3 separate regions of the Homo sapiens genome follow, and regions 2 and 3 are each linked to region 1. Evidence: chromatin contacts called from ENCODE Hi-C data. All regions are on one chromosome and are shown on one strand. The core of a region is the stretch at or near the end of the contact, and the rest is flanking DNA. Distances in the headings are between cores, read along the strand shown. Region 1 holds the start of LMF1 (lipase maturation factor 1). Region 2 holds the start of AXIN1 (axin 1). Region 3 holds the start of NME3 (NME/NM23 nucleoside diphosphate kinase 3).

Region 1 (2,700 bases), core at 51-2,550:
TCCGGAGCCCTCTGGGACGGTGACTGCCCACGCGCCCCGCTGGCTGCATCTCGGCCTGGCAGGCTCCCCTCACTTCCATACTCATTTGAGAGCCTCACTTGAGGTTCGTAGCTCCTGACACGTTGGGCTTATGAAACATGTATCCGTGTGATCACATGTCACCGTGATCACAGAACCGTTCTCTTCCAAACCAGTTCTGGGTTGTAGGGACTGGGGAGAGAGGGAGTTGGAATCGCCAGCTGCCCCTGGCCAGGGGATCCAGAGGTTTTGAGCGTGAACTGACTTTTCTCAGAGCTCTGCTCTGTAGGCTGCGCACGCGGGCCCCGCACAGCTGTGGGGTGAAGGGTCTCCGCCAGTGGACCCGGCCAACCACATCCCACAGTGAGGCGCAGGCTTCACTTGCAGATGAGGTTCCGGAGCTGCCCCCAGACCTCCGCTGGGAATCTTCCCGAACGCAGACTGAGCTAGTCGAGAACACTAAAGGAGAAACTCCAGTCTGGCCACCAGCCAGTCACCTTCCCTCAGCCCCTGGGAGACGCGAAGGAGGCTCCCGGGCCGGCTCCTCGGATTTTGGCAGGGGCCGCACGCGGCAGGGATGTGGCGTGCGGGCGTCCAGTTACAGTGGGAACCTTCACCGTCAGCACAGCGCTGTGTCGGGGACAGCAGGAGCGCCTCGCCTCTCCAGGCCGCCCCCCGCCCCGCAGCCAGGACGCAGACCCCCGACCTGCGCACGGACGGGTGACCCTCCACCTGCCCAGCTCTCCTGGGAACTCCTGGGCCAGGGCCCGGGCCGGCCCCGCCTCGCATAGCCCCGAGCCGGTCCTGGCAGGCGCGGCCGTGCAACTTCGGGGCTGCGGGTGGAACCGGGAGCCCAGGAGCCCAGGCCGGAGGCTCGAGGCGGCGACAGGGGTAGGGCCGGGTGCGCTGTCGCCAGCAAGCCTTGTCCTGCCCTGCCCGCCCCGCCTTGCCCGGGCCCCAGCAGGAAGGAGGGCTGCGTGGGGGCGCCGCGGCCGCGAGACCGCGCGGAGGAGTCTCGAGGGAGGGCGGGGGTCGTGGTGCGCGGAGGTGACACTGGCGGATGTCCCGGGCCCGCCCGGCACTCACAGTACACGAAGGCTAGGGCCTTCAGGAGCACGATCCGGGTCAGCCAGAAGGTGCCCGTGTGGAGATGGGCCGGAGAGCCTGCGGGGCCACGCCCCGGCGCGGGCGGCGACTCAGGCTCCGGATCCGAGTACCCAGTCTTCCGCCTCCTCAGCGACTCCGCGGGCGCCGCCATTGTTGGGCTGTCAGGGCGCATGTGCGGGGAGGGCGCACTCCCGGAGGCCCCGCCCATTCTCGGAGGCCCCGCCCATTCTCGGAGGCCCCGCCTCTCCCTGGCCGGCCCTGCCCACGGCCGAAGGCCCCACCCACACCCCGGGAGGCCCCGCTCACAGTCCCGGAGGCACCGCCCCCTCCAGCCGGCCCCGCCCACGCGCGGGAGCGGGTGCCCGGAGCCTGCCTCCTTCGCAGTTCTCGCTGGGCGCTGCTGCGGGTAGGGCGCGGGGCCGGGTACCTGGGAGGTGGTGCGCGTCGCCCGACCCGAGCTCACTGGGGCAGGCACGCGTGCCTTCCGTCAGTCCGAGTTGCAGAGGCCAGGTGCCCTCCCCCAGCCAGGCGCCTTCCCAGCTGTGGTCCTGGGGAAGGTGGGCTGCACAGGCCCTGGCGGTGCTACCACTGCGTGCCCCTGCCTCACAGCTGACACTCACTCTCTGCGGAGGAGGGTGCTAGGGCGATCGTCGCAGCCAGCAAGGGACAGAGTAGGCAGGGCTGTGCCTGGAATGCTCGGGGGACCCTCCCCTTTCTCCCAGCCTGAGCACCCTTCCGCCTTTGCACAACCCAGCTCCTGCCTGCCCTTGGGACTGGACTTCAAGCTGTGGGGGAAGAGGGGGACTCAGGACTCAGGAGGGAAGGGCTAACTGCCCAATGCCCCAAACAGAACATGAAGGAGGACGCCAGCACTCTACACTCTGATGACTGGAGCGGGGTTCTGGAGGCTGATGTGAAGCGGGTGCTAGGAAGGGCTGGGGTCACAGGCATTCCTTAGAGGAAAGAAAGGGCGTGAGGCTAGAGTAGGCATTGGAGACCTAGGGGTTAGTGAATAAACTGTGGGGCACTTAGGTGGAAGTGCAGATTTCTCCTTATTCATTTGTCAGCACTCTTTACGTATGAAAAATCCTGTTCTTTTGTGTATATTGGAAATATTTGTCCTGGTTTTTTGTTTTTGTTTTCATGTATTCTTCTCTTTTGCCTCTCTAGCTTTCCTAGTGTTTTGGCGTATCAATTATCGCCACTGGGTTGGTCAAATGACCCGTCTTTATTGCTTGTTTAATTACCTGTTTAATTATATCTTCACCACCTGCAGTGTGAGCCTTGTGTGGGCAGGGACTGACTGTGGACATCGGGCCCCCAAATCCAGGCCTGACCAGCAGTGGCCCGAGCTTCCTCTCAGCCTCCACCTTCCCTGTGTTGCTGGGGCCGTAGCATACGTGTACATCTTATGGTTTAATTCATTTTTAGTTTCCATTTCTTTTCTATGAAACCCCCCTTAGGAGCCCAGCTGTGAAATGGGACCCTGTTAAAGATGTTGCAACGGGTACGAACACACAAACATCCTCCGCATGCTGGCCCAGCCTCCGGGAGCGTGGTGTGTGCCTGAGGGCT
Region 2 (2,700 bases), core at 68-2,567, 620 kb before region 1:
TCCAGGCCAGCCTGGTCAACATGGTGAAACCCTGTCTCTACTAAAAATACAAAAATTAGCCGGATGTGGTGGCGCATGCCTGTTATCCCAGCTACTCAGGCGGCTGAGGCAGGAAAACTGCTTGAACCCGGGAGGCGGAGGTTGCAGTGAGCCAAGATAGCGCCACTGCACTCCAGCCTGGGCTACAGTGCGAGACTCCGTCTCAAAAAAAAAAAATTATCTTAGAGGACGGTGGTCACCCCTGTAGTCCCAACACCTTGGAAGGCTGAGGCAGGTGGATCGCTTGAGGCCAAGAATTCAACACCTGCTGGGCAATATAGTGACACCCCATCTCTACAAAAAATATATATATATATATCTTATAGATGGGCTGAGAAAAATCCCCAGAGAACTGACATGTTTTTCTCTACTTTCTTCAATGCCAAGCTGAAAGTTTCACTGCTCGGGCAGTGCAGCTCTGGTTTCACGGGGGCTAAATTCCAAAGTGCGGGGCGGGGGTAGAATCTAAGAACCACACCCAAGAGAAAGACCAGTGTTTGGGCAGCAAGGCATCAACCTGGAGGGTACGGACGCCGGAGCACGCGGCTACTCAGGCCGAACCCCGACCCGGACCCGGCACGCGGCCTCGGCGAGGGCGGGCGGGAGTGTCCTCCTCCGGGACAGCCGGACTCCCGCCGACTTCTGGGCGGCGGGGAGGGCTCCAGGCCCGGCTCTCCCGGGCCCCCGCACGCGATGCGCGGCCCCTGCAGCTGCTCCGTGCCCCGAGACGCGCCCGAGGCCTCGGACCTCCAAGCGGCCACCGCGCCGCCAGTCCCGCTGCCCAGGGACACCCCGGCCCCAGCTCCCCGCGCGCCCACCCCCTCGGTCCCACGCGCGTCAGCCACCCGCGCCCCCCGCCGCTTCCGGGTCCCGCCCGCCCGGCCTACCGCGGCCTAGCCCGCCCCGGAGCCCGGCCCTACTCACCCGCGCGCGGTGGTGGCGGGACCCCGGGCCCGGCTCCCGGAGCGGCGCGGCGCGGTCCGGGCCCATGCGCTCAGCGGCAGCGCGGCGGGCGGGACCCGGCGGGGGCGCGGCCCGGGGCGGCCCCCATCTCGGCGGCTGCGGCTCGGCGGCCCGGAGGCGGACGCGGGGCAGGCCGCGGGGGCGCCGCAGGGGCCCAGCCGCCAGCTCCCACCCGCCCGCTCCGCGTGGACGCGGCTCCGGGCCGACTCCGGCCGGCTCTGGCGGCGGCAGCGGCCACGATCGCCTCCCGAGCCAGAGCCCGAGCCAGAGCGCCGAAGCCCAGGCCCGAGCGCCCCCGCCGGCGGCGTCCGGAAGTGCGGGGGCGGGGCCGGGGCGCGGGGACGAGGTGAGAGCGCGGGGCGGGGCCTCAACACGGGGCGGGGCCGGCAGCGCGGGGACGAGGTAAAGGGTGTGGGGCGGGGCTTCAGGCGCGGGGCGGGGCTGAAAGCGCGAGGATAAAGTGAGGAGCGTGGGGCGGGGCCGACAGCGAGGGGACAGGTGAGGAGCGCGGGGCGGGGCCGGGGCGTGGGCGGGGCCGGAAGCGAGAAGACGAGGTGAAGAGCTCGGGGCGGGGCCTCGGGCGTGGGGCGGGGACCAGGGAGTAAGGCGGGGCCCGCCTCGAGCAGAAGAGGTAAAGAGCGTGGGGCGGGGCCTCCGGCGCGGGGCGGGGCCGGAAGCGAGAAGACGAGTTGAGAAACATGGGCCGGGGTCTCTGCATGGCCGGGAGAGGGCGTGGTCAGTGCCTGCCGGGGGCGGGGCGTGCCGGGGGCGCGGTCGCGCCGTCTTCCCGAGGGGCGGTGCGGAAGCGGAGCCCGGGAGGCTTTGGCTTCCCAGAGAGCGGAGTGGGAGAGGCGGCGTTGCAGGTCCTTGGAATGGCCGCGGCCGTGGGGAGCACTGGGCGGACTGCGCGCCCCGAAGGGCGCACGTGGGGCGCAGCCCTTTTCTGCCGCCAGTACATCGGAGGGCAGTCAGGGGGCTGCAGGCCTCGGGGCTCCCTGCCCAGCCGGCCCTGGAGAGGAGGCCCTCGTGGGGACCGCCACGGCCTGCCCGCCGCCGTGAGGGAAGCAGGCTCCCAGGAGTGGGGTGGTCGGCAGGCAGGGATGGCCAGGGCCCTTGGAAGGTGGGGTGGGCTCCACCCTCCTGAGTCCCAAGGCAGCCTGGACTCACAGCGCCAGGGAACACGTTAGGCCCCAATATATGGTGGCTCTCACCCGGACAGGAGCCACAACCTCCAAAGAGCCCACCGGCTAGGACCCTCTGCCTTGATTTCTCCCAGGCACCATCTAGTATCAGAGAAGGGTTCTCCTTCCCTCCGCTGCCCAGGCCAGCCCGAGAGCAAGGCCATTGGAGTGTCCAGACCCCTGCACCCCTTCCCCTGGGCTGTCTCCACAGCGGCCCTGCCAAGGGGTCCAGTCCGATCCTGCCACCCTGGCTGCCCAGATCCGTGTCACTTGCCCTGCAGGCCACAGAGCATGAGGTCACAGCCCCAGGCACCCCACGGCAGAGAGGCACGGGCCCCCAGCAGCAGCCCCAGCACCAGCTCTGGCCAGCCCAACCCTGTCAGAACCAACCCTCTGCTCTCCACCCAGGCCTCAGCCAACCATCAGGCCCTCCCCAAGGAGGAGGATGTGAGTACCAGGATCTGCCGCCTCCCACAACAGCCCAGGGCCCTGTCCTTCCCAGAGCACTATTGGGCCT
Region 3 (2,700 bases), core at 201-2,700, 800 kb after region 1:
TGGCCACCGAGGGCTGCAGCCGCTGCGCTGCCGGCTTCTCCCCACCACCCTGCCACCTCCACTGTGATGTATGTCCGCTCCCTCGTCTGTTCCCCCAGGATCTCGAAGTGACTCCGGGCTGAGCAGTGGGGCGGCTGGGGGAGGGGTGACGATTCTCCTCAGGCTTTGGCCCTGCAAGCAAACCCACATATCTGCTCTGTATGTAATAAATGTCTTAACGTCGTAGCTGCCTGTTCCTGGGCCCAAATCGAAACGAAAACGAGGACTTTATTATAAAAAAACGTTGGACCACGTTGGGCTGGGCACCAGGACAGTGTCCTGGCACGTTTCCAGGCGAGCCGCGCAGGCTCCTGGAGCAGCTCCTCGGGCAGGAAACCCTGTACGCCAGGGATTGGAGAGGCCTGCGCCACCCTCCATGCAACGTCCAGACAGGTGGATGTTCAGCAGCCCGTCCAAAGGGATGCTCCAAGCGCTGTGGGGTGGGGCCAGAAGCCCGCCCACCTGGGCCCTGGAGGAGGCTGGAGTGTGAGAGCCTCTGTGACGCGCATCTGCCGGGCTACTCATACAGCCAGTGCCCAGCGCTGTCCTCCCAGCAGAGGAGCTCGTCTGCGCGGAACCAGAGAGCGATCTCGCGGCGGGCACTCTCCACCGAGTCGCTGCCGTGAATCAGGTTCCTGCGCGGAAGAGGCGCGTGTGAGCGTGGGAAAGAGACCTCCGGCACGGGTACCACGCAGGCTGAACAGGGGGAGGCCGGACGGGGCTGGGACCGTCCCCGGGGCGGGCCTTACTTGCCAACCTCGATGCAGAAATCCCCGCGGATGGTGCCGGGCGGGGCGTCGGCCGGGTTCGTGGCTCCGATGAGCGCCCGCGAGGTGCGCACCACGTCCAGCCCCTGCCATACCTGTGCGGAGGAACGGGCGCGGTATCACGCGGGGGTGGGGGTCCCGGAGCCGCCCGCCCGCTTCCCGGATACTCACCATGGCCACCACCGGCCCGGAGGCCATATACTTGACAAGGCGGCCGTAGAACGGGCGTTCACGCAGCTCGGCGTAGTGCTCACGCAGCAGCTCCTCGGAGGCCTGCGGAAGGGTCAGGCCGCCTGCGCCCGCACCCGGCACCTAGGCGTCCCCAGGTCCCCGCTCCCCTTCCCCCCACACCGCGCCCCCGCTCGCTCACCGCGCCCCCACCTGCACCAGCTTCAGCGCCACCAACTTGAAGCCCTTCCTCTCGAAGCGCCGCACAATCTCGCCCACCAGCCGCCGCTGCACGCCGTCCGGCTTCACGGCCAGGAAGGTGCGTTCGTGTGCGCCGGTGCAGGCTGCGGGGCAGGCGGGGACGGGCCGTCAGGCCGGCCCAGCACCGGCCACCCGCCCCCGGCCCGCGCCGCGCGGCTCACCCGCGGGGAAGAGGTTAGCGAAGATGGTCAGCACCAGGCAGATCATGATGGCGGTGCGGGAGCGGGATCCGCGGGGCGGGGCGGTGGCGCCCGGGGCGGGGCCTGCGCTTAAAGAGGCCTGGTCGGGGCGCTGCGGCCTCCGCGGGGAGGCTGCTTCACTTGCACCCCGGAACCCGGCAGCCGTGGGGGGCCGGAGGGCAGCTGCGGAGGCCAAGTCTCCTCCAGCAGCTCGGACACTAACTGTATCCCCCACAACCCGCCCAGGTGGTTCCACCCACGCGGCGCCCTGCTCCGCACCGCCCGAACCCCGCCCCCCCCGCGCCCCCCCGGCCAGGGCCACGACCACAGCGTCAGCCCTTCTCTCCCCGGTCCTAAAGACAGAGCGCAAAGACACCACGACCCTGGGTACTTCTTTTCTCTTTATTCCCTTTCATAGCTTCTGCCGGGATCCAGGCAGAGAGAGCACTAATGGGGGAAAGGGAGCGAGCGCTTCCCGCTTTCCCCAGCGTGGGCCCTCGGAGTTGGGTGTGGGGGCAGCAGGGCCAGAGGAAAGGCACAGGTGGCGATTTGCCCCAGCCCTCCCCCCTAAGATGCAGACCCTCAGAACACGTCGCGGAAGGTGAGCTCCCTGCTCCGAGAGGCAGACTCGGGTGTAACGCAAAGACGGTTTCTTTCATCAATAAGGTCCCCACTGCCTCACAGCCCCTAAGGCCACCCGCTGGTTCTGGCATTCTAGACGGGGGTGCCCTTGGCCCTTCCTTTGTCTTCCTGTTTTGCAGGGTAATCCCAGGGTTCCATGCGTATCCTCTGCACATTCAGCATGGGCTCCTCGGTGCTTGTGTCTCCATTTTTCTGTCGTTCTGCGATAATCATGGCCCGGAGGAGAGGCGGGTACGGCACGGAGGCCAGGCTGTCTTCCGGCGCCGGCGTGAACGCGGTGAAGGCCTCCTCCTCGTGCTTGGGCACCAGCCGCCAGTCATGGTACATGACGTGTTCGATCTCCCGCGCCTCGCTCTCAGTCTTCCCTGATGAAGAAAAAGAGGCGTCTGCACACACTTGCTGTGCCGTCGGCGGTCGGCATCGAACTGCCGGGCACCCGCTCTCCCGAGCCTTACCTTTGAAGGTCAGGATGCCCCAGGCCTTCCCGTGGTCCAAGTTCTGCAAAGCCAGAAGGAAGCGGGGTCAGCTCGCAAAGCTCTCGGCCCCCGAGGTCAGGAGGTGGGAGCCTCAGCCACGCAAACCTGCAGGGAGGAGGGGAGGCGGGGAGACCAGGCGGCTGCAGGGGCGGGGTGCGGACGGGGTGC

The links. A loop is a pair of places that touch in the nucleus more often than their neighbours do. Pooled maps may share reads with other maps.
Region 2: a loop to region 1 is called in a pooled map, with 22 times the contacts of the local background. The contact joins the promoter of AXIN1 here to the promoter of LMF1 in region 1. A Hi-C loop is called at or near these places in 9 of 50 pooled maps.
Region 3: a loop to region 1 is called in a pooled map, with 7 times the contacts of the local background. The contact joins the promoter of NME3 here to the promoter of LMF1 in region 1. A Hi-C loop is called at or near these places in 2 of 37 single-sample maps with no recorded cell type and 6 of 50 pooled maps.

What each region holds. Positions count from the first base shown.
Region 1 is chr16:969,684-972,383 of GRCh38, forward strand. It overlaps LMF1 (lipase maturation factor 1), which reads right to left and starts at 1,301. Exons shown (of 11, transcript NM_022773.4): 1 at 1,105-1,301. The coding sequence starts at 1,297. RefSeq lists enhancers at 1-497, 2,480-2,700 and a silencer at 543-1,712.
Region 2 is chr16:351,406-354,105 of GRCh38, forward strand. AXIN1 (axin 1) reads right to left here and starts at 1,318. Exons shown (of 11, transcript NM_003502.4): 1 at 964-1,318. RefSeq lists silencers at 537-596, 607-676, 697-746, 1,027-1,106, 1,207-1,686 and 1 more.
Region 3 is chr16:1,770,093-1,772,792 of GRCh38, forward strand. It overlaps NME3 (NME/NM23 nucleoside diphosphate kinase 3), which reads right to left and starts at 1,451. Exons shown (of 5, transcript NM_002513.3): 1 at 1,397-1,451; 2 at 1,188-1,318; 3 at 978-1,079; 4 at 789-901; 5 at 228-674. The coding sequence starts at 1,442. The coding sequence ends at 557. MAPK8IP3 (mitogen-activated protein kinase 8 interacting protein 3) reads left to right here. Exons shown (of 32, transcript NM_001318852.2): 32 at 1-259. MRPS34 (mitochondrial ribosomal protein S34) reads right to left here. Exons shown (of 3, transcript NM_023936.2): 2 at 2,512-2,554; 3 at 1,803-2,421. The coding sequence ends at 2,129. RefSeq lists silencers at 687-886, 1,197-1,786, 2,657-2,700 and an enhancer at 2,087-2,176.